Regions from separate parts of the Homo sapiens genome. Here regions 2, 3, 4, 5 and 6 are each linked to region 1. The links are chromatin loops, found by intact Hi-C in ENCODE. Cell type or tissue: A673. All regions are shown on one strand. Each heading gives the region's core, and the rest is flanking DNA. Links, peaks and the distances in the headings are about the cores only. Region 1 has its middle 6.1 kb from the start of NAPG. Region 2 overlaps LOC124904244 (a long non-coding RNA gene). Region 3 has its middle 150 kb from the start of VAPA. Region 4 overlaps LOC105371986 (a long non-coding RNA gene). Region 5 holds the start of LOC105371988 (a long non-coding RNA gene). Region 6 has its middle 170 kb from the start of LINC01254.

Region 1 (5,045 bases), core at 461-4,460:
AGGGCACAGTCAGAGGAGCTCCACTCAGCTTCACGGTTGGAAGCTTTGCTGGGACGGCTCTAATGGCTGCAGCTGGGAGATGCGGGGCAGCTGGCCATTGCTTCTCTGCTCATAGACCTCTACCGGGGTGGCTTGAGCTTCCTCACATCATGGCAGCCTCAAGGGAGTTGCACTGTTCAGGGTTCCAAGAGCTATTTCATGTTTTGAGAGATGGGAAGTGGGAGCTGCCTGTGCCTTGAAGATTGGGCCCTGAGACTGGCACAGTATCACATCCTTGTTCTTTTGGTCAAAGCAGTCACAAAACCCACCTGCATTCAAGAGGATGGGACAGAGTCCCCCTCTCAATGGAAGAGGGTCAGAGATTTGGCTGCCATTTTTAATCCACCACATTATTATTCTTCCCATTTTATAGGAGAAGAAACTGAAGCTCAAAGAAACCAGATAATATATGTCTTTAAATAACATAAGAAATACTGCTGAGGTTTGAAAGTATGACTGACTCTAATCCATTTTTCTTTCTAGTATACAGCCCCGCTCTCTTAAAATGTGGACATTTGATCTTCTAAGATAAGACTTTTTGAGCCACAAGCTACTCTTCTGATTGGATGTAGAACAAAACATAGCAAGTCATCGTCCACGTTCTTTCTAAACTTTGCATCGTTGAATGAAGAGGCCCTATCTAATAAGCTGTAGAACTGAACACTCCTCTTCAGTTTGAGAGGCTGTTCAAGGTAAAAGAGAGGGAAAAATGGAAGTGAATAAAATCACAAATTTAAACGATAAATACCTGGCTTGGGGAAGCTTTTTTCCCCAGAGGATAGAAATATATTTACATTATGAAATAAGTTGGAATCCAATGGAAACCCCTTGTTATTATTAGATTTCCTCTTGAGAAGGATTTATAAATGAAAACACAACTTGCTATTTTAGTATTTTGTTTTTCAGGGAAGAAAAACCCTTTGCAAAAACAAATTTAGAAGAAAAAACTTATCCATTTCAAGCTCTTGTTTATTTTCTTATTTACCAGGCTAAAACTGTCTTCTTTCATCTCTGATTATGTTGGGAGCTGGAGAAAAGAGGGTTTTTATTTTGTTTTGTTTGCTTTTTTCCTTTTCTCTAAATCTGGAAGGTCTCTTTTCATTTGTGGGCAGTGCTAAACCTTTCCTTATCCACAACTGCGTTTCTGAATCCACAGCCTCCTCCAGCCGTAACTGTGACCCAAGGGCTCCACGCAGTGGGGGATAGGAAATGAAGGATGAGGGCAGTCACATGTGAAACGGCTGCAGTGTTCATCTGTGATCTGGTGGCCCCACTGAACAACAGTGGCCATGACCCCGCTGTGCACCTGCTAGCACACAGCTCCATGCTCCTTTGCCATGTGTCCCTCCATTAGGCTGTGATTCCTCCTCCTCAGCTCCACAGGAATCTGGAAAATAAGGGTCCTGTGGCTGCTTTTGCAATCCTAGTACACTTTGAGAACGTCATGTTCCAGTAAGCTTTATATAACGTTCTAGACCATTAGAGCCTTTTCAGCTTCCTTATTAACATTTATTCATTTCTAATTACACGAGTAGAGGGAAGTTGCAAGAAATGTGTCCCTGAAGATTTTCAAACTTAATGCAACCATTGCATAATTTTAATCCAATCTTCACAAAGGGAGTCATGTGTTGCTTTTCTAGCCAAGTCACCCTTGGCCCCTGCAACCTCGTCACCTCCCCATTCTCCCCTGGAATGTGGGGCCAGGCGCCCGCATACTCTGCCTCACAAATTTGCTATTCCTTCTTTATCGGCAACTATCTTTGTCCAGATATCCCAGGTCTCAGGCCACCACTCCTTCAGAGCTTTATTTCATTGTCACCTACCTGGTGAAGAAACTCACCCCACACTCACGGGTGCCCTCCCATTCCCACATCCTGCTTTGTTTTCCTGAGTGTTGACCCCCTCTAGCACTGTGTCTACACCGCCTTAGCCAGTTTCCTACTGGACTCCACAACCCCACCCATATGCCCTGTGCTAGAATGTCAGCTCTGTGAATCCCTGCTGCATTCAGGGCTGTCTCCCAGAGCCTAGAACAGTGCCTGCATGGAGAAACCATTCCACACATACTTGTTGAATGAGTGCCTAAAGAATGAATAGCATAAACCCAGTCCACAGCTCTTTATTCCTGGCAGCTTCCAAACGTGCACTTCTTGAGGAATTCTTAATTTGGAAGACATGTTATTTAAAAAAATTCATTAATGCAGTTTGTGAATGAGTAATTCACAAACTTCATTAATGAGTCATGTTTTATGTTGTATTCTTTCAATTTTGCCTACTTTATATTTGTACAAAATGTAACTGCGTGAATATATCCTCCTTGAAAGAAAATGATTGCTGTATATCTATGGGATGTGGTTTTCAAGAGAGAACATTTATAGGTTGGCACTAGGCTATCTGCAAGTGGTCTAATGAAATACATGACGGGTTTCCACTAAGCCAATTCAGTGTGTTGGTTTTATCTTTTATTCAAAGATAGCTTGCAAAGGAAGATCTGTATTTTTCTCTCTCTTTAAAAATAATATTCATCAAAACGGTTGTGTTCGTTAGAGTGGATTTAACAGAGATCTGTTGTTAAACATTTACAATGCTTCATCTCTTTCCAACATTACTGTACTCGGACAATGCTGCCTCACTTTGTGTACAAAACAGTGAGAGAGATCGCTTTTATGTGGAAAGTTCAGTTATGAATGCGAAATGTTGCCAGAATCTGACTGTAATCCCAAGAGGCAGAAACTAACCACTTTTGTTTGGACGGCTTGCAGCTTGTAAAGGCACGTGCAGGCAGCGCCACCATGTGTTTTCTGAAGAGACCCATAAGGCTACGCGGGAGAAGGAATGAACGCCAGGACTCTCCCCAGCCAACGTATACCTAAGTGGGACTTCTCAGTATAATATGCTTGGCGCATCTGTTAGGGGTGGCCCTTTCTCAGCCATTTGACAACTTACTTCAGTCAAACCTAATAAACTTCCAACTCTCATTTTCCAATTATTATTAAAATTTCAAAGCAGGTAGGTGTAAAGTACCAGGTATGTAGTAAACTGACTATTTTTTCCCCCATAAAAACATTTGAAAATTAATAATTGGTCCATACAACTAAGCAGCGGTGTTGCGTGAGTGGTTATTAAACTATTACAAAATAAGGACCATTTTCTGGTCCATTATAGTGGGCCAAGTATAAATTTGGAGTCAGATGGGTCTGGGTTCAAGTCCCCATCTTCCCGTTTACTTGCTGTGTGACCTTAGGAAAGTTACTTAGCTTCTCTGACCTTCAGTCCTCATATGTGAGATGGGATAACAACAGTGTTTCTAAAGCACTTTGTAGAGTTTCTGGCAAATGGTGACCAGGGGCCCTAGGGTTTAGTGGAGGTTTTAGCTGCCAGCATCCATCAGGTGCCTGGGAGCTCAGGCAAGCTCCACGCTGCTAATCCCACTCTCACTCCAGGCACCTTTGGCACCCGTCTCCCCACCGACCCCACCTGGCCCAGCTTCCTGCTGCGCTGGAAGCTATGCTATGGTTAGGGGATGCCAGTCTACCTGGTCTTCAATGGCTGGCACCTGTGGGTGTGGCCCCGTTCTCTTTCTCCTTTTCAAACATTCATTCTCTTGCTTTGATTTTGAAATTCAATTGAAAATAAAAAAATTAATAATGATGGTTCTGTGAAAGGTTAGAGCAGGAGAGGTTGAGAGGAATGTGGAGAAAGCCCAGCAAAAAGAAGCAAATACAAGCCAAAGAAATCACTGGAAAGGGCTGGGTGCAGGGGGGTGCACTGGTGATCCCAGCACTCTGGGAGGCTGAGGCAAGAGGGTTGCTTGAGCCCAGAAGTTTGAGATCAGCCTGGGCAACATAGTGAGGCCTTGTCGCTACTAAAAATAATAATAAAAAATAGCCAGGTGTGGTGGCACATACCCACAGTCCCAGTTACTTGGGAGGTTGAGGCAGGAGGATTGCTTGAGGCTAGGAGTTTGAGGCTGCAGTGAGCCATGATTATGCCACTGCACTCCAACCTGGGTGACAGAGTAAGACCCTGTCTCTAAAAAAAAAGAAAGAATAATTTAAAAAAGAAAGAAAGAAAGAAAGAAAAGAAATTACCTTGAAGAAGGGCCATGGCCAGACTTGAGAGAAAACACCTTCCAAGTGTCCAAATGCTTCTTCCTCTTCTTCCGTAATGACACAGGACTTTCAGCCAAAATTGACTGAGTTCTGCTCTGGAATTCGCACTGCACTGTGTTCTGAACACAGATGGTGAGTGCAGTCACAGACGATGGCAACTAACAGACTACGCGGTGGCTGTGGACAGGGAGATGAGGAGACGTGGTTGCCTCTGGGCACTTTTTGGAGGCAAAGTCGACAGAATTTCCTACAGATTGCATGTGTTGTGCGACAGAAAGAGCAGAGGAGCATGACTCCAAGTGTTTGGGCAAGGAGAGGGTGAAGCTGCCATGAACCCAGCATGGCTGAGCCTGAAGGGAGAGCAGGTATGGGAGCATCAGGAGCTCAGATTTGAACAGATTATGTATGACATTTTAGATGTCTAGGTGGAGCTGCTAAGAAGGCATTGGACACAGGAATCTGGAGAACGAATTCTCCATATTAATCTCATAGAGATTCAGTGGTGATTTTTAAAAGTCAATGTATTCATTAACACTTAACCAGAAAAAAAAATACAGATCATAATGGCTTCTATTAGTTTTATCAGAAAAAAAGCCAAGAACAATCTTCTAAAATCCTATTCTGATGAAAGGAACTGTCAAATGATAGCAGAATTTGTTCCAAAGGTTTTTTGTAAATTCGTTATTTATAACTCAGAATATATTTTCCCAGAGAAATGATTTTATGATTCATGGCTAACCTCTTGGGCTGGGTCTCAGAAGTGTATCTCTTGTATAACATAACAGTATATTTGTGGGGGAAAAGGGTAAAATTACACAGTCAGGCTACTAGCAATTAAACAAACAAAGAAAACTTAGCGATATAGGAGCTCTTATGTTTCCTTATTTATGATTC
Region 2 (5,045 bases), core at 469-4,468, 820 kb before region 1:
TCATTGGCCTTGCTATTCTGTTCTGAACCACCGTCTTCAGCTCTGACTTAACTCTGCCTCTCCACCTGGCCCTTCTTTCTGGTTCTGCCACTTCGTGGGCACTAGGTTAACCTTATGGACCACAGCTTTTCTGCTTTGGACCTGGATCTGTCTTCTCACATTTTTATTTTTATTTTTTAATTATTACTGCCCTTTCCTCATAACATTAATGGGACCAAGTCCGTGTTTATACACATGAATTCTCACACCGGGGCCACAGCAACAGAAGTCTGGGAAACAGCCTATTTCCTAAAAGGGTCAGGGTGCAGAGGTGAGCTCGGACTGCAGGCTTCCTGAGGCCAGGACTCCTCGATGACCTTTTGCATCTCTAGCTCCTGGCTGCATGTCTGGCACATAGCAGTACCTAATTCATATTTGGGAGAGCAGAGTCAGAACCCATATGTGTGCATCCTGAGTGGGGGATTCAGGGCAAAAAATATTAGCTGAATATTGTATTAATTGGGGTTCTCTAGAGAAGCATGAACTAATGGGAGATGAATAGATAGATAGACGGATAGACAGATAGATAGATAGATAGATAGATAGATTGATTGATTGATTTTAGGGAATTGGCTCATGCTATTATGGAGGTTGGCAAGTCCAAAATCTGCAGGGCAGGCTGCAGGCTGGAAGCTCTTGGGAGAGTTGCTGCTGCAGCTTGAGTCTGAAGGCCCTCCGCTGGCAGAATTCCCTTTTCCTCTAAGGAGGTCAGTCTTTTTCTCTTAAGACCTTCAACTGATAGCCGGGTGTGGTGGCGGGCACCTGTAGTCCCAGCTACTCAGGAGGCTGAGGCAGGAGAATGGCGTGAACCTGGGAGGCGGAGCTTGCAGTGAGCTGAGATCACGCCACTGCACTCCAGCCTGGGTGACAGAGTGAGACTCCATGTCAAAAAAAAAAAAAGACTTTCATCTGATTGGATGAGGCCCACCTACATTAGCAGAATACCCTGGTTTACTGCAAGTCCACTGATTTAAATGTTAGTCTCATGTAAGCTATCTTCACAGAAGCACTTAGAATAATGTTTGATGAAATATCTATGGCCTAGCCAAGCTGATACATAAAAGTAACCATCACAGGCTGGGTGCGGTGGCTCACGCCAGTAATTCCAGCACTTTGGGAAGCTGAGGCAGGCAGATCACGAGGTCAAGAGATCGAAACCATCCTGGCCAAAATGGTGAAACCCTGTCTCTACTAAAAAATACAAAAATTAGCTGGGCGTGGTGGCGCATGCCTGTAGTCCCAGCTACCTGGGAGGCTGAGGCAGGAGAATCCCTTGAACCCGGGAGGCGAAGGTTGCAGTGAGCCAAGATTGTGTCATTGCACTCTGGCCTGGATGACGGAGTGAGACTTCATCTCAAAATATATATATATATATATAATTGTTGGGTTTGCTGTTTACTCTTTAGGTAAGAACTGTAGGGCACGAAAAATAACCTAGTTGAGAGGGAAATGTGTTTCACAGACGTGATCTCACATGTTCTACAAATATTTATTATTTTTACTCTTTGGGAGAAATTCTTCAGCCCTGCAGGGAAAATACCAAAATGTATTTTCTGAATCCCCTCCAGTCAACAGGGAGAAATAGGACCAGTGTGTGTGTGATTATGCCAGCCAGCACTGACCTGCTCATCTTTGCAGCTGATTCTCTATGTCAAGCTTTGATATTTTATTTCCCAGTCTGTTCAACATTTTTTTCCTGCATATCCTCAGTAAGGCCTCAAACTAAAAACTGAACGCATGGGATGGTAATTTACATGTTTACTGAAGTGCATGGGCTTAAAGCCTGTCTGTGGCCCATCAGGGCAGATCTTTGCAGGGACTCTGCCTCAGTTTCAAGAACAATGACACCTTCCTTTAGGCAGGGGGACAGTGACATCTTTGACATAAGAAGCCTGGCAGGGCCCATGGGTACCTGGTACTTAGCTAGTAATTAACACTGAATAAGTGTTGCTGTGGTTACTTGCATCAAGCTTGCTTCCAGACGTTCACAGTCAAAAGAGAAGAGTACTCCTAGATAATCCTTAAACCTTCCGTTTAAGTTTCCTTTTCTTCCCTTCCTTATCCTCTATATGCAAATTTACATTTGGCAACCAGCAGGGAGCTTTCAGATTCCTTATCTCTCACACCCACCAGAACCTAATTTTGTTCATGGAGAGTAAAATAAATATTGCATTGGGGGAAAGATATGTGAAGGAACCCACGTGACAGAGAATGGCTGTCAGGATATGAACATATATAAAGTCAGACAGTCTGATTCTAAAAGAGCAGTTTATTATTGTTTGAGCAGCCTGACCGGGCCTTCTCCTTTCTGTTCCGCTAACCAGCACGGAGCTTTAGGTTTTACAACTCTGATAAGCTGATAAGTGAAAAAATCTTTTTTTTTTTTTTTTTTTTGGTGGCAGTCTTGTTCTGTTGCTCAGGCTGGAGTGCAGTAGTGCAATCTCAGCTCGCTGCAGTCTCTCCTGCCTCAGCCTCCCGAGTAGCTGGGATTACAGGCATGCACTACCACGCCCGGCTAATTTTTGTGTTTTTAGTAGAGATGGGGTTTCACCATGTTGGCCAGGCTGGTCTCAAAACCCCTGGCTTCAAGGCCCACCTTGGCCTCCCAAAGTGCTGGGATTACAGGTGTGAACCACTGCACCCAGCCGAAAATTATTTCTTGATGCTTTAATCTGTATGTTTACTTACTTGTGAAATTGAACACCTTCTTCATACATGCATTTCCTACTTGTGAACTCCCTGATTGCATCTGCTCATTTTTCCTAATGGACCTTGGTGGTTTTGTAAAAAATAATAATGATAAATAATAATCTATTAGTTCTTTCTATATTGATTATTAACCGAGTCATATTTATGCCAAATATTTTCCCAGATTGTAGTTTTAAAAATTGTGTTTATGATATTTCTTCCATTAAGCAAGTGTTAACTTTTTGGTGGTCGAACCTGTCAGTCTTTCTCCCTGTGATTTTTGAGAGTAAATCTGCATTTCCTTCTCCCCGCTTCCTCCCCCATTTAGGAGAAATGGAGCCAGGGCCCCTCTGTCCTTGGGCTACCCACAGTAAACCCTCGGCTAATCTTTTTTTTTTTTTTTGAGACGGAGTCTCACTCTATCGCCCAAGCTGGAGTGCAATGGCGTGATTTTGGCTCTGTGCAACCTCTGCCTCCTGAGTTCAAGAGATTCTCCTGCCTCAGCCTCCTGAGTAGCTGCGATTACAGGTGCCCGCCACCACGCCTGGTTAATTTTTGTATTTTTAGTAGAGATGATGTTTCACCATGTTGCACAGGCTGGTCTTGAACTCCTGACCTCAGGTGATCCACCCGCCTCTGCCTCCCAAAGTGCTGAGATTACAGGTGTGAGTCACCGCGCCCGGCCTGCCACTGACTAATCTTGATGCCCCACTTTTGAACATCTGCTGACACTAGAACCAGGGGAGGTTCCATAGCCTGAAACTCAGGAACCACATGTGGGCTAGGGGAAGAACTGTCTGGAGGAAGGCCAGCTTCCTACAAATCTTTACCCAAGGGAGGGTTCTGCCTTAAAGTCCTTAAAATGCCCTCTACCAGAGCTACTGAGGGTTGGTTCTTAGGGTAAGGTTCAGTTCAGTAGAAGAATATGACACTGAACACAAGTGTGCAGGAGGGGAAGGGCGGGGAGTCAGGAGAGGGCCACAAAAGGGGCTGGGGCCCCACCAGGAGACTGGGAAACCAAGCCCTCTTTTCTTATTTCCTATTTTTGTTCCTTTTTTAGACCCAGTATGTCTTTCAGTAAAACAATGGTTACTTAGCTGAAGTTAGAATTTGCATATTTAAGCCTCCCACGTGAACTGAGTATAAGATGGAGAATCATAAGTAATTTAGATGTGCATAGCTATGCATGAAGTAGTTACGCTGTTTTCTAAATGTGGAGTCGTTTTTACATTCAGAAAAACTGAGGAAGGAAGTGAGGATGTTTGGAAGTCAGCACTTCCTTTTTAATGGATAGTAACAACCCAAAACAGTTTTATGGGCTTAGGGAAGGGGACAAGGTAACAACAATTGCAGTTCACCTGCGACTGAAGTTTCCCAGAATGCGGGACAATCAGGGCTAAAACCTGGACAGTCCCATACAATCAGGGCTAAAACCTGGACAGTCCCATGCAAACTGGGATGTTCTGGACTTGCTATTCACACACACACACACACACACATACACACACACACACACACGCACACACAGCATTGTGTGTAACCCTCCCCCAAAATAATGCAACAGCCTTTCAGTATCCATCTTTGACAGAGGATGGAACTACAGGTTGAAGAGACTCAGATAACTTCCTTAAATTCACACAAACTGGGCATAAAGGAGCCTGCATGTAAACTTGGTTCCGTCTGATGTCAGAGGGCCCTTTCTACCCTCCATGCTTGGGATTTATCGGTCGGGTCGGTGAACTCACTCTCTCACCCACCCACTCACCACATATTTTCAGAGTGCAGAATATATGCTATGCGAAGGATTGGATTATGGATGATTCAGAACAGGCTCTGTTATATTGGTAATTGGGAAAGCCCATGAATAGCAAGGAGAATAGTAGTTCAAGAATAATCTTAAATAAAATTTATGGGAGGACTGAACTCTTACACTAGGCCCAACGGACCAGACCAAACCAGAATGGAGTCACTCCTGCTAGGTGCCAGGCTGTCCAACGGAACTTTAAAAAGGGCAGCTTTTCAGAAAAATAGGAGATGCACAGCAGCTAATCAGAAGGGGCCCAGTTTACCTGAGCAGGTTTGATGAGGAAGTCCCCCATGCTTTAACCCTGCAAGGGAAGTAACTCTGAAACGCCAATCTACCTTTCGTTCCCTGTTTCTGCTTCTTCAGCCTTTCCTGCCTATAAAGTCAAGTCTTTTCCCTAGCTCATTGGAGCACATTTTCTCAATTTTTGGATGGGATGCTGCCTGATTCATTAATCAGTAATAAAAGCCAATTAAATCTTTAACGTTGTTGAAATTTTGTTTTTTTAACAATA
Region 3 (5,045 bases), core at 379-4,378, 460 kb before region 1:
GCTGTCTTCACCTCCCCCAGACGCGCCCCCAGATGTTTCCCTCGAGATACTAAACTTCTTGGGAAAGCAGCAGAATTCAGTGGGCAGCGAGCTTCTGAGGCTTGCACGTAGGAGCCTCGCTGTCTCTGTTAAAGCCACTTGCAAGGACGAAGCCACATTGTCCCCATTTCCTCATTTCCAAATGGGCTGATGGAACCTCAAAATCCTGGTATAATGTGATTAAAGAAGAAAAGAATAGATTTTTTTAAATGATGAAGATGTCACTACATTGAATTTACTTTTCCAAGCCAAATTCTAGAGAGTGCCTTACAGGGGAACAACACCCTCTTTGTTATAATTCTGTTTGGGTCGGCTTTCAGCAGGCAAATGAGATGGGAGGAGATTTCATGGATGTTTCTTAGTTGAGAAGAGTACATGAATGTGAAACCCACAATAGCAATAGCAAGGACCAGCACAGGACGAAGCCCGCCGCCGACTGAGTGCCAAGTGTCATAGTCTGTAGTTTAATCCCCGCATCTAACTGTCCTCATGAGGTGGGTGTCGTCAGCCTGGTTAGGGCTGCTTGCTGCAGTGTCAGCAGCTGGGCAGGGCAGTGGGTCTTAACCAGGAACAGAAAGACAGGAGACTTGCTTCTTTCTCTCCCAGACCTGTGTCTTTGGGGTTGTCCATAATCTCTTCTGGTTTGCTGGGGCCTGTCTTTTTGTAAGAGGACAGCCTGTTCCATGGAGATGCCATTCGTTTGCAGGGAGCTGCCCTGAGGGAAGGAATCAGGAGGGAATTACTGACACAGATTTGTAGGGGTGACTTTATTTTGTACAGGGATTTTAGAGTTTATAGCAGGAAGAAAGCAAATGCGAGTCCAGGGCTCTGGTTGCCTGGGTAAAGAAAAATTGAGTTGCTCATGCTTCCAGAGTAAGAAGGAAGTGTTAAGCTGGTGACCAGCGTGTCTCCTTTGGGGAGCGTCTGGGAGCACCCTAGGGGAGAGGCAGCCAGGCCTACAAAATGTCCCAGAACTGCCTCTGGGGAAGCCAAATCTAGAGCCCACCCTCCAGGAAAGAAGAAAATTTTGGATGAGCAGAAACAAAGTCTTCCTGGAAAATAATTTCAACATGGACCCTGCATTTCTTTAATCCCTTTGCCTAAAGGAGTATTATGTTGCTTTGGAAAAGAAGCAGAAACTTGTTCAAATGTTTTTTTTAATTAATTATGTTTTTCTAAACACTAAAGCATCATGACTTTGTGCTCCCTCCTCCTCACTTCCCCTCTCTTCTCTCTGCCCTTTTCCCCCTCTCCCTGCTCCCTCCCCCTAGAAAGCGTAGACTGGGGCTGAACTAGTTAATGGAGACCAGCCTTCACACAGGGGCATCTGTGGGACAAAGGGTCTTCTGCAATCATGGTGTTTTAGGAAGATTAGGAAAAATGAATAACTTCCTTGAAAAAATTGGTTCGGAGGATTGTTTTCTTCGTTATACCTCTGGAAAAAATTCAGTGATACTGCATGAAGGGAAAAGAATTAATACAGCTCTTCCTCCCCTTTTCTTTATTTTTATATCCAGGAGTCACTGGAAAAATCAGACCTTTTCCCATATCACAGACCCAGCAGCAGTTTGGGCGTGCTCTTGCCTGTGTATAGAAAGCATGTCAAGACCGATTAAATTATCTAATTAAAATAATGACCACAGAGAGCCTGTTTATTTTGGCCTGAGGAAGGTCAGCTCCATGGGCCCCTTCTGTCCTGCTGAGGTCCCTCCCCAGCCACAAGCATACACAAGACCTATGATGACCTGGCTTCTAATAACCTGCTCCCAGTAATGTCAGAGTGGGTCTTATGCCACCAGTGGGGACAGGACTCACTCCAGCTGAGACAAAAGATCGTTCTTTAAGACTCTCTAGACACCGTCTTTGTATCTGTATCTATATCCCTCTAGACATCCATCTTTGTATCAGCATCTGTATCTGTATCAGTATCTGTACTGATACTGTACTTTGTATCAATATCTGTGTTGAATCAGTACTTTGTATCAGTATCTGTTCACCACAGCAACTTGAAGTGTGAAAAGTTCTGGCAAGGGTTATTTTTAATCTACACCAATATGGACAATTGTTTGACTGAGCTGACTACAGTCTTGGGTGCTTTTTGCATCATGAAGATAAAACCTAAGATCCACAGAGCATGTTGACCGGTAACAAGTGAAGAAAACGCTGCCAGAATATTTTTTACACAGTACTAGGTAATCATTTGGACTAATTTGTCATGAGATTATTGGGCTGTCTTGACAATGTGCAGGCTCAGCCCAGTGAAGGGCACATTCCCGGGACCCTGTGTCACCCCTGAGGATGCAGGGTATTAATGAGGGCTCATTACAGTCAGGCTAGATCAGGGTTCTTTGGCCTGCGGTAAGATCTGGGAGCAGAATGTAAATATGCTACACATGATTTAATTTCAAAGAAGCCCCGGAGGAATGCACTGAGCCTGTCAACACTGCAAACCCAGTGCAGGGTGTAAGCCCTGTGCAGGGTGTAGAAATGCTTCTGTGGCTTTAGAGACTTGCTGTTTGGTCTTGCAGTTATTGAACAAAGTGCTCCCTTTTGGGGGTGGTTGGTTCAATATCCTGTAAGTCCTTAGAATGGAGGCCACAGCCTTGGAAAGCCAGAATGTAAAGCCTCATTCTTATTTTCTCACATGGTCCCAGGAGATGACGGCTGGATGAGCACTCTTCAGAGGGGAGCAGGGAGGCAGCGGTTTATGCAAGGGAAGGGCAAATGATGCAGCAACAGGCGAGAAATAAAAATTGCCTGCCTGCCTGCCTGCCTGCCTGCCTGCCTGCCTGCCTTCCTTCCTTCCTTCCTTCCTTCCTTCCTTCCTTCCTTCCTTCCTTCCTACCTCCCTCCCTCTCTCCCTTCCTTCTCTGCTTCCTGTCTTCCTCTTCTCTTTCTTCTTTCCTCTTTCCCTCCTCTCTCTCTCCCTCTGTTTTTCCTTCCATCCTTCCTCCTACATTTAATGAGTAACTGCTATGAGCTACGAGTGTTAGATTTGTGATATTCAATAATATTAACACTGATTAACATTTTTATGAAATTCTTTAAAGTTTGGCATCAACCATCTTACCTTGGGATATAGGAGGAGAAAAGGAGAGCAAAGTGTGAGTTTCTGTAGGAAAAATTTTTACAAAATGGTATCGAGATTATTTTTCAATTTTGGGTGCTCTTCATTTCTTTGTGTAGATCTAGATTTCCACCTAGTATAATTTTCCTTCTGCCTAAAGAATTTCCTTAAACATTTTTTGTAGTGCGGCTCTGCTGGAGGTGAATTCCTTCAGCTTTTGTATGTCCGAAAAAGTTTTTATTTTGCGTTCATTGTTGAGAGATTTTTTTTTTCTGGGTGTAGATTTCCAGGTCAACAGTTTTTTTTTTTTCCTTTCAATTATTTAAAGATTGTGAACTGTTTCTTATTTATCCTTCCAGAAATTTTCATTGCATTTGAAAGCGTAGACTTGAATCTATATTTGTTTTTGTTAAAGAAGAATGGGCTGATTTCAGTGCCCATCTGTCGTTCTGCTTCCTGATGCTCCTTTGGGATCTTTGCCTGTCGTTGCACACTGAACTATACTCGTTCATTTTCTCGGATGCACGGCGCACACGTGCTTACTGTGTCTCATTCAACCAATCCCTTACTGTGGGAAGTTTAGATTTTTTGCCTTCTATATTTTTGTTGTTGTTGTAACAGTGTTCTTATTGGTATATCTTTATGTTGTACTGCTCTTAAAATGCTTTCTTGTTTGTGGGAGTGGACTGCATTCATTTTTTTCTATTCTTTAAAAAATTTTTTTTATTTTACTTTAAGTTCTGGGATACATGTGCAGAATGTGCAGGTTTGTTACGTAGGTATACATGTGCCATGGTGGTTTGCTGCACCTACCAACCTGTCATCCAGGTTTTAGGCCCCACATGCATTAGGTATTTGTCCTAATGCTCTTGGGGGGTGGGGGGCAAGGGGAGGGAGAGCATTTTTTTCCTATTCTAAAATTTTTAGTATTCCTCCAGCATCACCCTTCCTCCTCACCTACCCACTGTCTGTCCCTCTATGATCTGCTATACGGAAACATCTACAGGATGTTTTGTGTTGAGCGGATGAATACATGAGTGAATGAATGATGGGGGGTCGGCGGGGAAATGCCAGGCAATTGCAGCAGCTGTTGCTCAGTGCCCCTTCCTCAGAATGGCAGGCAAGCCAGTGAGTTGAGCACATGGCAGGAAGCTGCACAGGCCTTGGCGAGACCAGCTCCTGAAGTGTCATCTGTCATTTTTGGTTTTCCCATTCGGTGGCTGTCTTCCAAAGCATGAAGTCATTCTTAGAGCTCTGGCATCAAGGTGCTGACCCATTCTGTGAAGCCCTGGGTTGGTCTTCCTGGGGTGCTTGGCACTAAGCAAAGGGCAGAGGGTGAGAGCCAGGGAGGCCCACAATAGAAACAGATAAAGTGCTTCAAGAAAGCCCGCCCCATCCTGCACTGGCAGGCTCTGAAATGATAGCCTATCATTTTGCACACAAAAAGGGGAAGAAAACCAACAGTGCAAATGGAAAAACTGTCCACCGTGTCCAGAGGAGGGTCTGATATGTCAGACTTGTGTGCCAGAGAGAAACCCCGGGAACAGATTGACCTCCAAACCAGGTTACCAGGCCTCCTACCCCAGATTCCTCTCCTGCTCAGATGCCAGATGCAGGGGCAAACACCTGGGGCTGGGGGCTGCACTTCTGCATCATGGGCACTGCTCCAGAGTCTAGCACCTGTAGACTAGGAAGAGGGCCACACAAGGGGCTTGGGGAGTTAACCCACATGACAGCTGGATTATTCAGCCTCAGATGGACATAGGTGCTGGATGGAATGCCAGTGCTGTAGTTTGAATCTTTGATCCCTAAAACCTCATACTGAGATCTGATCCTTGATGTTGGAGGTGGACCTGGGGGAGGTGTTTGGGTTGTGGGAGTGGATCCCCCAAGGCATGAATGTCTTCATGCCTTTCTCACAGCGCGAGAGCTGCTTGTT
Region 4 (5,045 bases), core at 406-4,405, 170 kb before region 1:
GAGCCTCCTGGAGGATGGGCAACTGCAGGGAGGAGAGCGGAGAGGCAGCACAGCTGTCAGGCATGTGAGAGGGGTCTCCTGGGACCCTCCAGCCCATCTCACCCTCCAGCTGCATGGAGCCCATGAGTGAGCCTGGTGACACAAGGCCGAGAAGTCACCCAGCCAAGTCACAGAACTGTGAGAAACAGTAAACTGCTGTTGTTTGAAGCCAATACGTTTTAGGGGTAGTTTGGTGTGTAGAAAAAGCTAACTGAAACTAATGGAAAAATTGTGAATTCAACAAATTTATAATTCCACCCTACCTAACCCTAGGGAGTATTTATCCCTAGTAGCCGGCTGAATTTAGGAATTTATCTGATAGTGACAAAATGGGTGGAGAGACTTAAAGAAGAGAAGATTGTAAGACACAAGCTCTCGAGGTGGCTGCTCACCGAATTCTTGAAAAGTGCAAGCTCACACATGGTAACAAGCTAGGTGGTGTTCAAGGGCGTCAGTGTTGGCACCAGCCAGACATGAGTTTCACTCCTATCTCTGCCACTTATTTAGTTAGCTGCATGACCTCTAAATCTCTCAACTTGGTGATCTTTAAAATAGAAATAATAATATCAAACTAGGGTGCTGTTGTGAGGATTAAATGGGAGTATATAGGAAATACTCAGCCTGGTTTCTGGCACACAGCACTCCCTGTCACCAGGCACCTCGCCCAGGGTCCTATGGGCAGTGGGTGAGGGCTGTTGTTGTCCCTGTCCCTGTCTGACTTCGAATTGTATGCTCTTTCAGCTGCACTTTGTCCTTAACCCCTGAGGCTCAGCCTGGAAAGCAATGAGATATACTTATTCCATGTGTATGCTCATAATTATTGATTCAGTGAATTTTAACTGAATGCCTGCTGAGTGCCAGGGATCAAGCTCTGCTCCAGGATGATGTAGCCAGGCAACATGCTATGGTGTTCTGTCGGGGGAGACAGATGATAGGAGATAAATCTCATTATACTCCACAATTAGTGCTGGCAGGAACAGGACCAGGCCCTCGGGAGGTGAGGAGGAGGAGGCCCGACCTTGACCAGGTGCAGGGACAATTGAAGGAAGCTTCCTGGGGAGGTAACACTTGAACCAGGTAAATAGGAGTTAACTAGGTAAAAAGATGTGTGTGCATGGCAGGGGTTGGGGGGAATCATGGACTATTCTGGGCATAAGGACAACAAGGTTGAAGGTCCTAAAGCCAGGAAGAATACAGGCCTGCCTTCTGTGGAGGCCCCAGTAGAGAATGCAGCTGGAAGATGAAGCAAGGATGAGGCTGGCCTCCAGGGAGACAGCAGAGGGAGCAGGGCCAGAGCATCCAGGCTTCAGGGCCCCACTCAGTACTCAAGTCTTTATCTTAAGTAGGAGGGCAGCCATTGAGGGATTCTAAGTAGGCGAGTACCATAAACAAAAGGAGAGTGTCTTGGGATGGCTGCCCTCCATCCTTCAAGAAACGTCTACTAGAGATGTTGGCCATGGTCTTGGGAGATGGGAAGTATTCCGACTCACGCCAAGGCCGTCATGCTACTCTTGCACTTAGTAGGCACAGAATAAGAATTTGTTGAACAAAAGAATGGATAAATAAACGACTCTTCAGTGGTAAGCTTTTAAACACCTTGGTGGGCTATGATGGAAAGAATCCGGAGGGACTCTAAGTATGCCTTCTCAAATTATACCAAGAAGGGGCAATTTAGGCAGCCTTTGATCAGAGAAGGACCTGGGGTGCCAGAGGCAGTAAGAGAAAGGGACTATCTTAAGGCCAGAGCCCCCAAACTCTACCAAAAAGCATGTAAGCTTTTCTTTTCATTATTTTCCGCTTTTCTCTAGTTTCTCTATTTTGCAAATTATCGGTTAAGTCTCCTTTCAACATCTGTTTATAAGGTGCTTAGAAATTCTGAAATGAAAGTCATTGTGAAAATGCTGGAAGCTGTTGTCTTCTCCTCTTTGTTTAATGTCTTCTGATTCTTTATCCAACCCTGACCCAATCTTCTCTAATGTGGATCACTGTCATTTAAAAGAACCATCTATTGCTTAAAAATAGAAAGAGGTAAACTATGCTGTTTTGGTGCCAATTCTCCTAAACACAAGTCACTGCTGAGCAATAAAGGAAAGGAGCTTTTCCGAACATCTTTTGTATGTCTCCCTTAGAGAAACCCCACTTTTCCTTGCTTCCCTATGAGATCAAATGTACAGACAGAGAAATATGCAGATAGACATTGCGGGGAGAAAATCAGGAGAAGAAACCCACTAAAAATAAACACAGCTCTTTCTACCATATATTTTTAAAGATTCATCCATGTAATTCAAGCTCAGTCATTTAGAAGCAGCCCTGCTTGATACCACATGGCATTAAAATCCAGCTGCTATGAAATGAGTCACCCTGTAAGAGCAGGTTGGACTGCAGGCTATGTCAGAAGACACTTACATTCCTCTCTGAAATCTACTCTTTTGATAATGAAAGGGGTGAAGAGTTTAGAGTCACCATTTATGATGTCCTGGAATGTTCTCTTAAAGGAAGAGAAAAGATCCTTCAAAAATGCACTTGAGGATTCAAAGACAAGGACACGGGGACAGGGAGACTATAAAATTGCCTCTTCTGGGATAACAAGGGGCTGAGTAGCCTTCTCCTTTACTTGGTGACTTAACGTTGAAAAGAAAAAGAAAAAGAAAGCTTTATTTCAGCATTAGGCACATGGTTGGCATTCACCATGTGTTTATTAATAATAATGACTTATCTGTGCCAAAATCCCTTTAGAGCAAATTGTCTCACATCCAAATCCCAGAGTGAGCCAAAGGATTTCAATGCCCTAGCAGGAAGCTGGAAGGCTCTGGAACAATTCACTCATAGCAAACTCCAGCCCACACCATAGAGCATTTTCTCTCAGACACTCAGCCCCACCTCCACCCATACCCCACAGCTAGTGGGGCGACCCCTGTATTTCTTTAGTTTGTAAAGGGAAGTCACTTTTTCTCACCTATACCAGGCTTTCTGCATTTCCTTCACAAGACAAACAAGGTTCTCCCTTTGTTCTTCCTTCTGAGAGTATGAACAAAGATAGCCTTCATAAAAGAGGAAATTGTAGCAGTGTCCCCATGACCCAATGGTGATGAGAATGCTGGGTGACTTCCCTGTGCCTGTTCTTCTGTGAGAGTGCTCAGTACCCCCCTACAGGGCCATTTCCAATCCCTCTTCCCTGGAGTAAGCAGGACATTCACTTACTTCCAGCCATGACTATTTTAGTGAGTGCCCATGACTTTGGAATAATGTAGTCACCCAACACATTTTTCAAAGTTTGCAGATGAGCAAATCTAGGCCACAAATTTCTCTACTTTTTTTTGTCTCTCAAAGATAAATACAAGATGATAGGTGCTGGGCTTGGTGAGGATGAGTGCTATTCATCATGGATAAGATTTGGACTCAACTTGTGGAACTTGGCTCAAACTGCTCCCTGCTCCTTCCTTGAGTAGCAAACCCAACTTCTTATCCAAAAGGAGCAGATTCTTATTGTCACTCGGATTGCCAGACCATAATGGATTTTTCCAACTTCAATGCATTTTCTACCCCAAACACATTTGCTCTCATGAACACATACAGCTGTCCACAGCACCCTAACTCTAAGCAGTTTCAATTGCCAACATTTGTCAAAATGGGAGAGGCTGTGTCTGTTTTCTTCATAGGTACAATAGAGAAAAAGTTTGCTTTGTTTTTGTAATTGTCATTTAAATATATTTTCAATGATGGCAATTTTACTGAGCTTTGTTGTGTATTACACACTTAGGATAAATGTGTCAGTAACAGCCAAGGAGAAAGGAATTGCATTTTTTTACAGATGGCGTTCAATTTATTTCCAGTAAGAGCATGGCTCCATCTCCCTAATACCATCAAAAAATTTATTCAACAAATTAGGCCCTCAATATGGGCCAGACACTATGCTATAACCCTTGAGACACAAAAGTGAGCAACCAATATGCAGTTCCTGCCCTCAGAAAGCTTACAGTCAGCCTCATAGCAAAGATAGCCCAGGAAAGTAGGAATAAAATGCAATTTCAGTGTTCCGATTCTAAATCTGGATGTTGGCTACACAAGTGTGTTCTATTTGGGAAAATTAAAAACCCGTACACTTACTTAAATATACTTGTCTCTATGTGAGTGAAGATTATATATAATCTTATCTAAAAAGGTAAAGATACTTCTTAAATCTAGTGTATACAATAGAAGCGGCCATTTTTCCAGTCTCAAAAATTCATTCCCCTAAAAAACCCACCATCCAGGGTAGGGGATGATAAACACACAGAAAGGAAAATATGAATAAGATAAAGAGATTTATGTGCAGCTAAAATTACCATTCATAATAGGCATGAACGTAAAAAAATACATAAAGGTGAGAATTTCCTAGATGAAATTATAAGGTGCTTAAGAGATTGTAGTCAATTGAACCGTTTTAAGAGGAGTGCATCTGAAAGTAAGGCATTCTAGGGCTGCAGGAATACACAACAGGGAGTGAGTGTCTGGTGCTGGGCAGATTTCTGCTCTTCAAGAGAAGCGACTGGACAGCAATGTATCTGGTGCTGAGGCCAGCCTGGCCAGAATAACCAGGTGAGTCCAAGCAAAGCATCTGGGATCCTGCCATGGTTTAGGAAAGTATTAGAACCTCAAAATTGAGGCCAAAGGCCATGGAGAGGTAAGAAGTACCCAGGTGGCTGAACAGGTGCTGAAGTGTTTGTGGGAGGTCTTTCTGTTTATGATGAGGTCCCAGCCGGAGACTGCAACGAAAAAAGGAGTAGTGGCTGCATAGGACCAGTTAAAAAAAAGAGCAAAAGGGTTACGAAAAGGCTAAGTAAAGAGGAAACTAAATGGGAGAGGACCAAGGAAGTAAAGCCCAGGTAGATTACAGAAAAACAATTAAGCTGAAACTCACTCTGGGACGTCAAGGCATCCCATTGATAGAGGGGCCCAGATAGAGGGGCAGGGCTTGAATTTATGCTCCCACCTAAAACAATCAAAATACTGAGAAAAGCATTTGA
Region 5 (5,045 bases), core at 419-4,418, 120 kb before region 1:
AGTTCCTGGGGTTGTTCTTGCAGTGAAACTAGGGCAGGGGGGCTCAGAGCCCACCCATGGTTTTATAAGAAGAATCTCTTCCCCCAAGGATGTTACAGTAGAGTTTGCACACAAAGACTCATCTGCCATGTTGCTCTGGGTCCTCCGTGGTGGCCCTTAGATCACAGCCTTGGTCTTTTTGGCAGACACCTATTCTTTTACTTTTCTTTTAAGTTCAGAGGTACATGTGCAGGTTTGTTATATAGGTAAACTTGTGTTTTTAAATTTTTATTATCTTTTTTTTAGCAAACATTTATTCTTAAGGCAGGCAGCAGACACTTTACATCCTGTAAAAATAAACTTAACGCACATGATCAAGCCCACAAGTGTGTTTCTGCTTTGTTGGTGCTAGTTCTCCAACCCCAGGGAGATGGCCTCGGAGACTTCTAGGTTAGCAAAGCACATTTAGCAAAGCACGTAGAGGGGGCATCCTCGTGTCCTGCTCACTAAAGGACATACGCATTAAAGCAAATGTGTCTCCAAATAAGTTCAAGACTTTCTGAATGTCTCTGTTGTGCAAGTACCATTGGTAAGATTTAACGCCACCCTGACATAGGAAACTGCACTCTTGCCCATACAAAGGAACCTAGGGACAGCTGGCTGCTAGCCAAAAAAGTAGTTAGCAAGAATGGACACTTGGTGTTAGAATACGTCTGAGAAACACTATAATTTATTATTATTGTTTCTACTTGTACTTTGATACGTTGGCTTCCTCAGAGTACAATCCCCTTGAGTTGAAAGAAACAAAACTGGCCAGAAGTGAACTGGTGGGAAAAATTAATCCCTGTCACCGTCTTCAAAGGGACCAGTGTTCCTGGAGAGAAGGACTCTCTGGCCCCACCTGGAGCCCTCTGCAGGGCATCCTTCCTGCCTCCAAGCCCAGTTCAACCCTCTGTCACCTCTGCACCATGGGCCTGAGGCACCACTGAGGGCAGCCCTCACCATTCCTTGGTGGATCCCGAGGGAAGGTTATTCTGTAGCATAGATTGTGAAAAGGCCTGGCTGAAGCTTTACAGTGATATTTGCATCTTGAGAAAGTTTTGCCATCATGAGAGTAGAAAAAAAATTCCTTCACTCTGGCATTCTGTCTCCCTCTGAGGTGGGGTCACTAGATGCACAATTTTGATTTTCAGATTAAAAGGCCCTGATGCTTTTGTGGCTGGCTGGGTAATCCTCGGCCACACAGATCCATTGTCCCTCTTGAACTCACTATAAATGGGGAATAAGCTCCTTCCATGAGCTCCTTAATTTCCTCAGAGGCTGAAACAACTCCCTGGCAACAGTGGTCCAGCTTTGCATCCATGCAGGGGGATTTGCAAGGCTGGTCCCCACCCCCACCCCAGGCACACAAAAAGGCTTCTATTTTTTTCAGAGATTACATGGTGGGCAGAGAAAGAGCAGCTGAAACACGTGACACGTGACAGGGTGTGAATAGCTGCGCCGCGCCGGCACTGAGTCTGTGGCTGATTTACTGAGGGGGTTTCCTTCGCTGACGGTCTGAAGGCGGGAGCTGCTGTCCACCATGATAATAAGCCTGCATGTCCTGGAAATGCTCCGAATGCCTGCCTTTTGAAAACTGGAGGGACTCAAGAGCCTTTGGCTTATCAGAAGTAAAGTAAATAAAAGGAATACGCAGAGAGATCCTTATTGCCTAAAACCCACTGACTCCCATGAAAGTTTCTGATAAGGCTTTTAAGAATATCGTCTTATTCTAACGTTCAAAGCAGCTTTGATGGTAAGGCTCTGAACTCGCCAGCCCTAGGCCCAGCCTGGCACATGGGCCACAGGGGCGGGGCATGTGTCCCTGCAGGGACAGGGAGGGCCCAGCCTACAGCTCTCTCCCACCAGCTTGGTGCCTGCAAGCCCACCATTCTCTCTCCATGCCATTGTGCTGAGCACAGAAGTCCTGAGCGGATCACAAGCCCAGTCTGCTCTTCCTGCCAAATGGTTCAATCGGAGCCAATTCCTTCCTCTATTCTCAGAGATTCAGGGCAACCCGAGAGAATAGGACCCTAAGAGGATTAAACACCCAGGGCGGAGAGATGGTGATGCCGAAAACAAGCAGAGGAGAGGAAAATTGTACTGGGGATTCACCTATTGTGAAGGCTGCAGGCTTTTGTTACTTTGTCTCATCGCCAACTCTAGTGGCAAACTAGGAAAATTGAAGGTGCCGAGTTTTAACTCTAGTTGTTAAATTGTACAGGGTTCCCGGAATCTCCTAACTTCTCCTGTTGCTCACAAATGTGGTAACTAGAAAAAACAGTTTAAAAACTTGGCATCCTTCAAAAGTATCTTAAAATAGATTTATATTTGTAGGTACGATCAATTTTCAAATGGCCCTTTTTAAGCCTGGAAACAAAGTTAAACTCCACAATATTGCAAAATTAGAATCTGCAATTGAACTAAAACTTTATACATGGGATTTGCGGTCTTTCTACATCTCTGGTTCAGAAATGAATTTGGAATTCAAGACAATTTATCATCTCTTAAGGAAAAATGAACTGGGAAACAAAAGCGGACTGAATTTGTATTGATATTAACCCAGTCTTGCGGGTGTTGTTGCTGTGTTATTTCACCCCAGTCTTCACATCTGCAAGCACTCACTCTCATCTGTCAATTACGCAACTGCAATTTTGATCAAAATGAAACACTCCGCACTGAGATAAAAACAGGGCGTGGTATTCTTTTTTGGACTAGGAGATTTGGATAAAACGTGATAACACTGTGGTTGAACTCTGCAAACACTCCCGATCATTCACACAATTTCGGCTTCACTCTGTGGTTTGGATGCAGATTGTGGAAATCACAGCCTGGACCCGGAGAACTTGTCGCAGCAGCAGCAGGGTTTCCGGACCCAGTATCTCCCTTCCCTTTGCTCTCCTGACAGCTGCCTGCATCTGGAAAACATTAAATAACCTCATCCTTTATGTGGATTCATTATGCTCTTCAAATTCATTATCAATTATCAACTGACTGTGAAGAATGTTTGAAATCAAAATGAAGAGGAAGTAATTAATGATGAAGAGTAGGATCTAGAAGGAAAGGTGAGCCCTCCTGGGGTTAGGACACGGAGCTGAATGCTGCAGCCACTGCGTGTTTCCTTAAATTCAATGGCATTTGCAATACTTTTTAAATAAGTGGAAGATAAGAAATTTGGCTCCATTGTATGTAAGAAGTAAAGCCAAGTCTCAGTGGTATATCTTCAATGGCACTGGAAGGTTTACATGGAAAAGCCAGACTTTTGGAGTATTGCTATCTGTAAAGGGAAAATATAAACAACCAGAACAACCTATCTGAGAATGGAACTCCCAAAGCAGTATGACTTAGATCAAATGATTTTTAAGGGGTTTCAGCCCTTAAATCAAATGATTTATACAAGGGAGGGGGTTCCATCATCCAGGGGACTCCCTCCTGCCTTATAAATCATGTGATCTAAGGGCTGAGACCCCATTGTGAACAGAGAAGGCCTGCCTTCGAATCTGCCACCAACTGGGGATGGGAAGCAACCTTTGACAAGATAGTTATTCTCTTTGTGAATCCAAAGCTGGTTTTTGGAAACCTGAGCCTCAGAAATTGGCGCTTAGAATGTGTAGTCCTACATTGGGCAACGAGACTATTTCTGTGCTGGGAGTATAGCCCCCTCTTCCCATATCACCCATTTACCTGCCTCTCATCCCATCAGCTGGGCGGGAGGGCAAGGCCAAAGGGCTTCCATCCTTCACTGTGAGGAATGCAAGTTCCCTACACGAGAGGGAGAGAGAGCTCATTATCAAGAGGTCTTTCCTCCCCAGGCAGCTTCAGAGAACCATCTGTTGATGTGGCCAGGAAATGCTGGCTGAGATCCCAACAAAGGAGCCGAGAAGTCCTGGCCAATGTCTGGCACCTGTGTAAATGTCTGTCACAGCAAGAGTGACCCCCATAATTACCTCGACCTTATTCAAGCGAGAAGTGCCCGTCAGCCTGAGCCCGGTTTGAGAGGCACGCCTGCTGCTCCGTCCCTCCCCCGTGAGCGCGCCAGCTGAATCTCCAGCTCAGCAGCAGCCCCAAAGCCCCCATCATCAGAATTTCACCTCCTCCAGCAGCAGGAGACCTCCTCCAAGTTGGGGGAGGCGCCCCACACAGTCCTGACATCAAGGGCTTTCCTCAGAAACACCCCAGCTGGGGGCTTTCTTTTGACTCACAGCACTTTCAGCCAGGATGTTCATGAGCCTGGGGTCCATTGTTTGTGAAGTCAACTGGATTCCAAGTTTAAACATGCAGAGGAAAGGAGGAGTTCCTCAAGCACCTCTGAACTCCAGCAGCTCTGGAATATTCCCATTTCAACATTCCCACCTGCGCTCCGTCCTCCCTCCTGCCTCTTCCATCATAGGGGATGAGATGTGTCCTTTTCAAAGGGTGTGAGGAACAACTGTTATGCACAGAACTAAGGTTAGAAAACACCTTGTAAGTCAACTGATTAACAAGCACATGGTAAGTGCTCACAAAATACAAATAATACCAATATTACCTCTCATATTTCAGCTTTCTTGTAGCCTAAAGTCCAAAACTCTGTTTTGTGGAACAGGATAGCATGGCCTATTTAAAGATAAAGTGCATTGTGCCCTTCAGATTGATATGGATATTTAAAACTCCATCATGCAATTTAAATAAGCTTGGAAAGACATGAATTCAAAAAGTAAAATTGTCACCTATAGAAGTGCATACTAACAATATTACTAACAGTAAAGGAAATGTGATTAAGCATATCTAAGTATCATTACAAACCTAATAAAAAATAAAAAATATAAGAGCCAGTTTCACTGGGATTATGAGTAAGCCATTCAATATTATGTGGCAATGTGAATTGGTTCAATATTTCTGGTGCCATAAGCTCACTGCTCAGATTTACAGCTCATCATCCCGAATACCTTCAACAAAAAGCTAATCTACAAAAAAAATTAAATGTCTTGTGCAAAGATAGAGGAAAACGGAGATCAACTTAAATGTCCCCCAAATTATTTGCCTGA
Region 6 (5,045 bases), core at 486-4,485, 280 kb before region 1:
CCCATGTATTGGTGGCACATTCTGATGGCTACTTCCAGCTGGAGGACACCTACGAGGACGGAAAGTTGAAGCAACAAAAGGATTTTGACATTTCATTCTAACTGGGAGAGGCTGAACCAACAGATAGGGGTGTGTGTGTGTGTGTGTGTGTGTGTGTGTGTGTGTGAAAGAGAGAGAGTGGGAAAGAGACAGAGACTGAGTCTGCCATCCCCTAAGATCTCTGAACGTGTGTACTCTAGCAAGTGTGACTGTCTCAAAGCCTAGTTGTAGCTTCCATTGCCCAGCAGCCTTACAGATGACAAGAGCAGGCATGGTTTGAAGACATGAAAAGTAGCCACGCACAGTGGCTCATGCCTGTAATCCCAGCACTTTGGGAGGCTGAGGCAGGCAGATCACAAGGTCAGGAGATCGAGACCATCCTGGCTAACATGGTGAAACCCCGTCTCTACTAAAAAATACAAAAAATTAGCCAGGCGTGGTGGCGGGCGCCTGTAGTCCCAGCTACTCGGGAGGCTGAGGCAGGAGAATGGCGTGAACCGGAGAGGCGGAGCTTGCAGTCAGCCGAGATTGCACCACTGCATTCCAGCATGGGCTACAGAGCGAGACTATGTCTCAAAAAAAAAAGAAAAGAAGACATGAAAAGCAACATGATCACCTCACTAGAGTGAAGAAATTAAATGGGAATTAAAATTCCCAGAACCTAGGACCCTGTTTTGTCAGCGAGAAAGTCCCACCTTAGCCCTGACTTCAAAATATGAATTGATTGATTGGTGTTTAGTTACAGGGCTCTTGTGCAGCGCTTTGATCTTCTTACAGGAGAAGAGTAACTTTCCACGATAAAAGATGACTTCTGATGACAAGAAAATCTATCAGCTCCCATCGTGCTGAGCTCTCCATCCTCTGTCTGGCATTCTTGAGCACGGGCTTCCCGATGGGGTCCTTCAGAACTGAAAACCTGGGGAGACGTGTCTGGAAGACAAGGCCCGGGCAGCAGGAGGCAGGCAGCAATCCTCAGAGTCATTTTAATTTTCATTTGTAGCAAGCATAAGGTAAATGCATGGTCTTGTTATCTCCAGCCATAGGTACTGATGTACACCGCACACAATCATGTTTTTCCACGTATTTGGGCGAGTTTGCGGCTGAGATGAAGAAAAGCAGGAAGGGCGGTGGGGAGGAGGAGGAGAGGAGATAAAAACACAACTTCTAAGGCTCCTTTAAATTGTACCGTCTTGAGCATAGAAAAGCCTGAATTATGTAAAAGCTGGCCAGATGCCCACATCTGGCAACAGTCAGATTGTTTGGTAAGCAGGAGGTTCTCCCAGCAGCACGCAGAGCCGGGTCCACTCTGGAAAGAATGTGGAGTCTGTGAGAGGTTCTTGGGACCTGGCGGCCAGACGGCCCTGCCAGGTAGGAGGGCAGCGTATCTGGTCACTTGACCTCGTGTGCAGGTGAGATGAGTGACAAGCTCCCTGCCAGGCCTTTCTTAGAATGGTTCAACCCCAGGCTTGTTTCTGTGTGAACTAAAAACCATGCCTCTGCTGTGGTGTCAGACTTGGAAATCACATTTTTGTTCAGGTCTTCCAAAGGTTCTTAGGGGGAATGAGACCCTTTCTTGTGTTCTCCTGCTGCAACTTTAGTCCCCTGACTCCTATAGACTGCTACCTGCCAGTCCCGAAAGCCATGCCAGAGCAGCATCCCATGTAACCATTTTCTGTTTGCTGCTATTAGGCCCTGACACTTCTGGGGCTCATGGAGACCCTGAATCGGGGAACTGAGAGCCCAGCCACGCTTTGCTCCATGTGGGTTTTCCATGCTGGCTGTGTATCTTCCAAACAAGTACTAACCTGGCCTGGTTTCTGCAGTTCAGACCTACCAAGCCAGTTGAGGTAAATGCAGAAATTAAAGTGTGCATTCTTTCCTTAGAGGAACAAAAGAAGAAAACACGTTAAGCAAACACCTCGGGAACTGTTTAACGCAAGCCCACGGCCTGGCATTGCATTCTGGGGCAGGATGGTAGTAGCCACAGGCAGGAACACACCACGCAGGCTGTGCCTGCGCATGGAGAAACCATGGCTCTTTCAAAAAAAAAAAAAGGTCTTGAGGCCTCTTTGCAAATCCAGCCCTGAAGTATCTGGTATGATTTAGATTTGTTCATAAAAAAACACAGTTGGTTTCTGTTAAGTCAACAGCATTTGAATTTCGGCTCAGATATTCAGTGCTAGCAAGATCCTTTATGATTTCTCTCTGTGCATGCTGCATTTTTCAATGTCTGGCCAGCTCTTCTGTTTTCTTCTTTCCATAGAGAGGAGCAGAGGAGAAAAGAAGAGAGAGGTGGGAGCTGCGAGAATACATATGTGAATCTTATCTTCACTGCTAATCACATACTTGCATGCTTAATGATTTAGCTACTATTTTAAAAGACATCCTCTGTATTTCCTCTTTCCTATGGTTACCATTTCCTATAAAAAGTGGTTTGGAAATTTGACTTAAGCTTTAACTCAGTGGACTTAACCCCACAGGGACAATTTTCAGTGTCTCAGTAGGAGATCTGGCCCCATTGGTGAGCCCCACAGCCAGCCCATCTCAGAGGAAGCCTCCTCAGGGACATGAGCCTGACAAATGTCGCCTGGGTAGGCAGCAGGATGCAGAAATGCAAGAGGCATTTGACACACAGTGGCCCACGTCTCCATTCTCCTGTGTCTCTGGATTATGGACATCTCTTAAAAACCGAATTCAGTTTAACCTTACATCTAGGAGTCTCAGAATCTTGCTCTAGAAAAGCTAGAAAAAAAAAAACAATTTGGAAAGTCCATGAAGAGGACAGCCAGGCATGCAGCATTTGTTGCAGGCCAGTCTTCCTTGCAAATGGCATTGGTTGGGATTGGGGGTTACTGGGGGAGTTGAAATAATAATATAAATAATAAAAGTAACTCTTTCTGCTGGATACTTGCTTGAACTGAATACTGGTCTAGGTATAGCACATGGTTTGTCTCATTTGCCTCCAATCTTGGGAGACATTTTCTTAGACATCACTCTCAACCAGACAAAAGAGAAGTAACGCACTGTGTTAAGCCAGGACTGATCTGGGTGGTCCTCTGTATTTGCAAACTATGGGCCCGCAGAGGGGTTGGTGCAGATTCATAAGCCAAAAAAACAGTCATTAGAGCATGAGCCTTAGAATGAGATGGAACTGGATTGGAATCTTGGCTCTGCCATTTATTAGCTATGAAACCCTGGGAAATCATTTAAACCTTATTTTCCTCATTTATAAAATGGATAAAATATATCATGGGGTAGTATGAGGATCCATTGATAAAAAGCACATAAAATGCATAGTATGATGCTTGGCCAATAACAGGGGTAATGTCATCACCATTATTACTCCTAGGAAACATTATTAGGTGGTTTGAGCCATGAATAAATAGATTTTTCCAATATGGTCCTTAAAAAATAAAAAGAATCCAATTAGTCATCTAAAATCTGTCCTCCTCTAACCCTCAATCACAGACTTGGACTCTGACACTTGGCATCTTAAAAATGTGCTTGGTCTGCCCCGGGGGTGCCGGCTCCCTGGCAGAGCACACCTGGGGAGTAGGTGTTGAAAGTCACAATTTAGCATTTCAACTGCATCTTCCAGATAAAGCACAAAGAACACATACATTGAGGGCACCTCAAACCAACACATGACCAGTAAGCTCAGAAATCACACTATGAAGGTGGAGTTTGACCTCACAAAGTTAAAACTGGGTCTTTGGCAGGAGTCCCTTGCAAAGCATGGGAAGAATTTCCTTTAAGGCAATCCACGATGGAGCTGTGGAAAAGAGGAGAAGGAAAGCACAAGACCAAAAGCTGAGCTGGGTGCTTATTTGGAATTTTCACTAAAATAGAAGAATTCTGTTCAGTAAAATCTCTTCATGACTTTATAGTGTGACCTATTATTATGTAGAGTTTTTGAGCTTATGATGAAAGATGTGTGCAGCCAAGAGGCAGTGTCAAGTCATTCCAATCTCCAGAGCGATAGTGACGGTAGAAATAATTTTATATTCCTTCTAAACTCATTGATTTTCGAGATGTTGCTAAACATTGTGATGCAATGGTGTACACGAAAACCTTCAGGTTATCTTAGAAAAGCTTCTCCCAGATCCTCCAGGTTGGCTGTGAAGGAAGGGGCAGCGGTAGGTAGGTCTGAGGTTGATGCCTCCAAGATTCTCCTCTCCTTAGATAGGTCTCTCCTCATTGCTGTGGCCACATCGTGGCCTTAGGATATGTTACCCGCCCTGACCTCTTCCTGGGGAATATGGACACAAACGCTTTTCTTAATTCCTAATGGTATGGTAGAGAACAGGGTGTAACATTTAAGAAGGCTGGATTAAAAGTTTAGGTTTCATAGAAGAAAATCAAAGTGTAGAGACTAGCACATCACTGTCTCTGGAATTCCCTCCCTTCCAGAAGCCCAGCCAACCAACACAGGGGTGAGCAGCTTAACTTAGAGCCCCTGAAGGGCCCCCACATCACAATAGAGGAGCCCAAAATGTATGGAGTCATCCAACACACACAGGGGTTCAACATGTATCTATGCCTAAAAAGATATGGGCAGAGGGGTGGAGAATGTGGATTTCCTCCAGAGCTTCACAGTTTATTTATCAAACCATATAAGGAGCATTTCTTCTCTGGAGGAATTTAAATAAATGGACTGAAGCCCAGCATGGTGTCTCACACCTGTAACCCCAGCGCTTTGGGAAGCTGAGGTGGGAGGGTCACTTGAACTTTGAACTGAGGAGTTCAAGACCAGGCAACATAGTGAGACTGCATCTCAGCAAAAAATAAATAAAAAATTAGTGGGGCATAGTGGTGCGGGCCTGTAGTCCTAGCCTCTCAGGAGGCTGAGGCAGGAGAATTGCTTGAGCCCAGGAGGTCGAGGTTGCAGTGAGCCAAAATCATGCTACTGTACAGTCTGGGTGACAGAGTGAGACCCTGTCTCAGAAAAAGTGGGGGTTGAAAATTTTGCCATCAGCTATAATGTAAAAATTATTCCGTAGAGTCTG

What was found. Peaks named below come from ENCODE experiments on the same cell type or tissue, not always from the same donor. Only the 100,000 strongest peaks of a DNase experiment are listed, where the experiment ranks them.
Region 2: it touches region 1 in a loop (4-fold over the local background); 8 of 110 quality-filtered maps call a loop at or near these places.
Region 3: it touches region 1 in a loop (9-fold over the local background); 3 of 110 quality-filtered maps call a loop at or near these places.
Region 4: a loop joins it to region 1, with 2.4 times the contacts of the local background. A loop is called at or near these places in 4 of 110 quality-filtered maps.
Region 5: it touches region 1 in a loop (4-fold over the local background); 9 of 110 quality-filtered maps call a loop at or near these places.
Region 6: it touches region 1 in a loop (5-fold over the local background); 8 of 110 quality-filtered maps call a loop at or near these places.

What each region holds. Positions count from the first base shown.
Region 1 is chr18:10,517,454-10,522,498 of GRCh38, forward strand. No RefSeq gene overlaps it. Among named protein-coding and RNA genes, the nearest start is that of NAPG, 6.1 kb to the right of the region's middle. In A673, for the core only: CTCF peaks have their summits at 1,257 and 2,828; DNase peaks (open chromatin) are centred at 1,348 and 2,818; H3K27ac peaks cover 2,402 bases.
Region 2 is chr18:9,698,378-9,703,422 of GRCh38, forward strand. The region is part of intron 1 of LOC124904244 (a long non-coding RNA gene); the gene reads right to left. Among named protein-coding and RNA genes, the nearest start is that of RAB31, 7.4 kb to the right of the region's middle. In A673, for the core only: no CTCF peak of the experiment used is centred there; a DNase peak (open chromatin) is centred at 2,054.
Region 3 is chr18:10,060,098-10,065,142 of GRCh38, forward strand. No RefSeq gene overlaps it. Among named protein-coding and RNA genes, the nearest start is that of VAPA, 150 kb to the left of the region's middle. In A673, for the core only: no CTCF peak of the experiment used is centred there; DNase peaks (open chromatin) are centred at 504 and 2,684; H3K27ac peaks cover 4,000 bases.
Region 4 is chr18:10,351,558-10,356,602 of GRCh38, forward strand. The region is part of intron 2 of LOC105371986 (a long non-coding RNA gene); the gene reads right to left. Among named protein-coding and RNA genes, the nearest start is that of LINC01254, 60 kb to the right of the region's middle. In A673, for the core only: no CTCF peak of the experiment used is centred there; a DNase peak (open chromatin) is centred at 2,404.
Region 5 is chr18:10,402,436-10,407,480 of GRCh38, forward strand. LINC01254 (long intergenic non-protein coding RNA 1254) reads right to left here. Exons shown (of 3, transcript NR_110775.1): 2 at 3,703-3,780; 3 at 2,698-2,936. It overlaps LOC105371988 (a long non-coding RNA gene), which reads left to right and starts at 3,773. Exons shown (of 3, transcript XR_935142.4): 1 at 3,773-4,509. RefSeq lists enhancers at 1,721-2,374, 3,156-3,942, 3,943-4,729. In A673, for the core only: a CTCF peak has its summit at 2,201; DNase peaks (open chromatin) are centred at 2,026, 2,986 and 3,496; H3K4me3 peaks cover 622 bases; H3K27ac peaks cover 371 bases.
Region 6 is chr18:10,238,003-10,243,047 of GRCh38, forward strand. No RefSeq gene overlaps it. Among named protein-coding and RNA genes, the nearest start is that of LINC01254, 170 kb to the right of the region's middle. In A673, for the core only: no CTCF peak of the experiment used is centred there; DNase peaks (open chromatin) are centred at 1,269 and 2,489.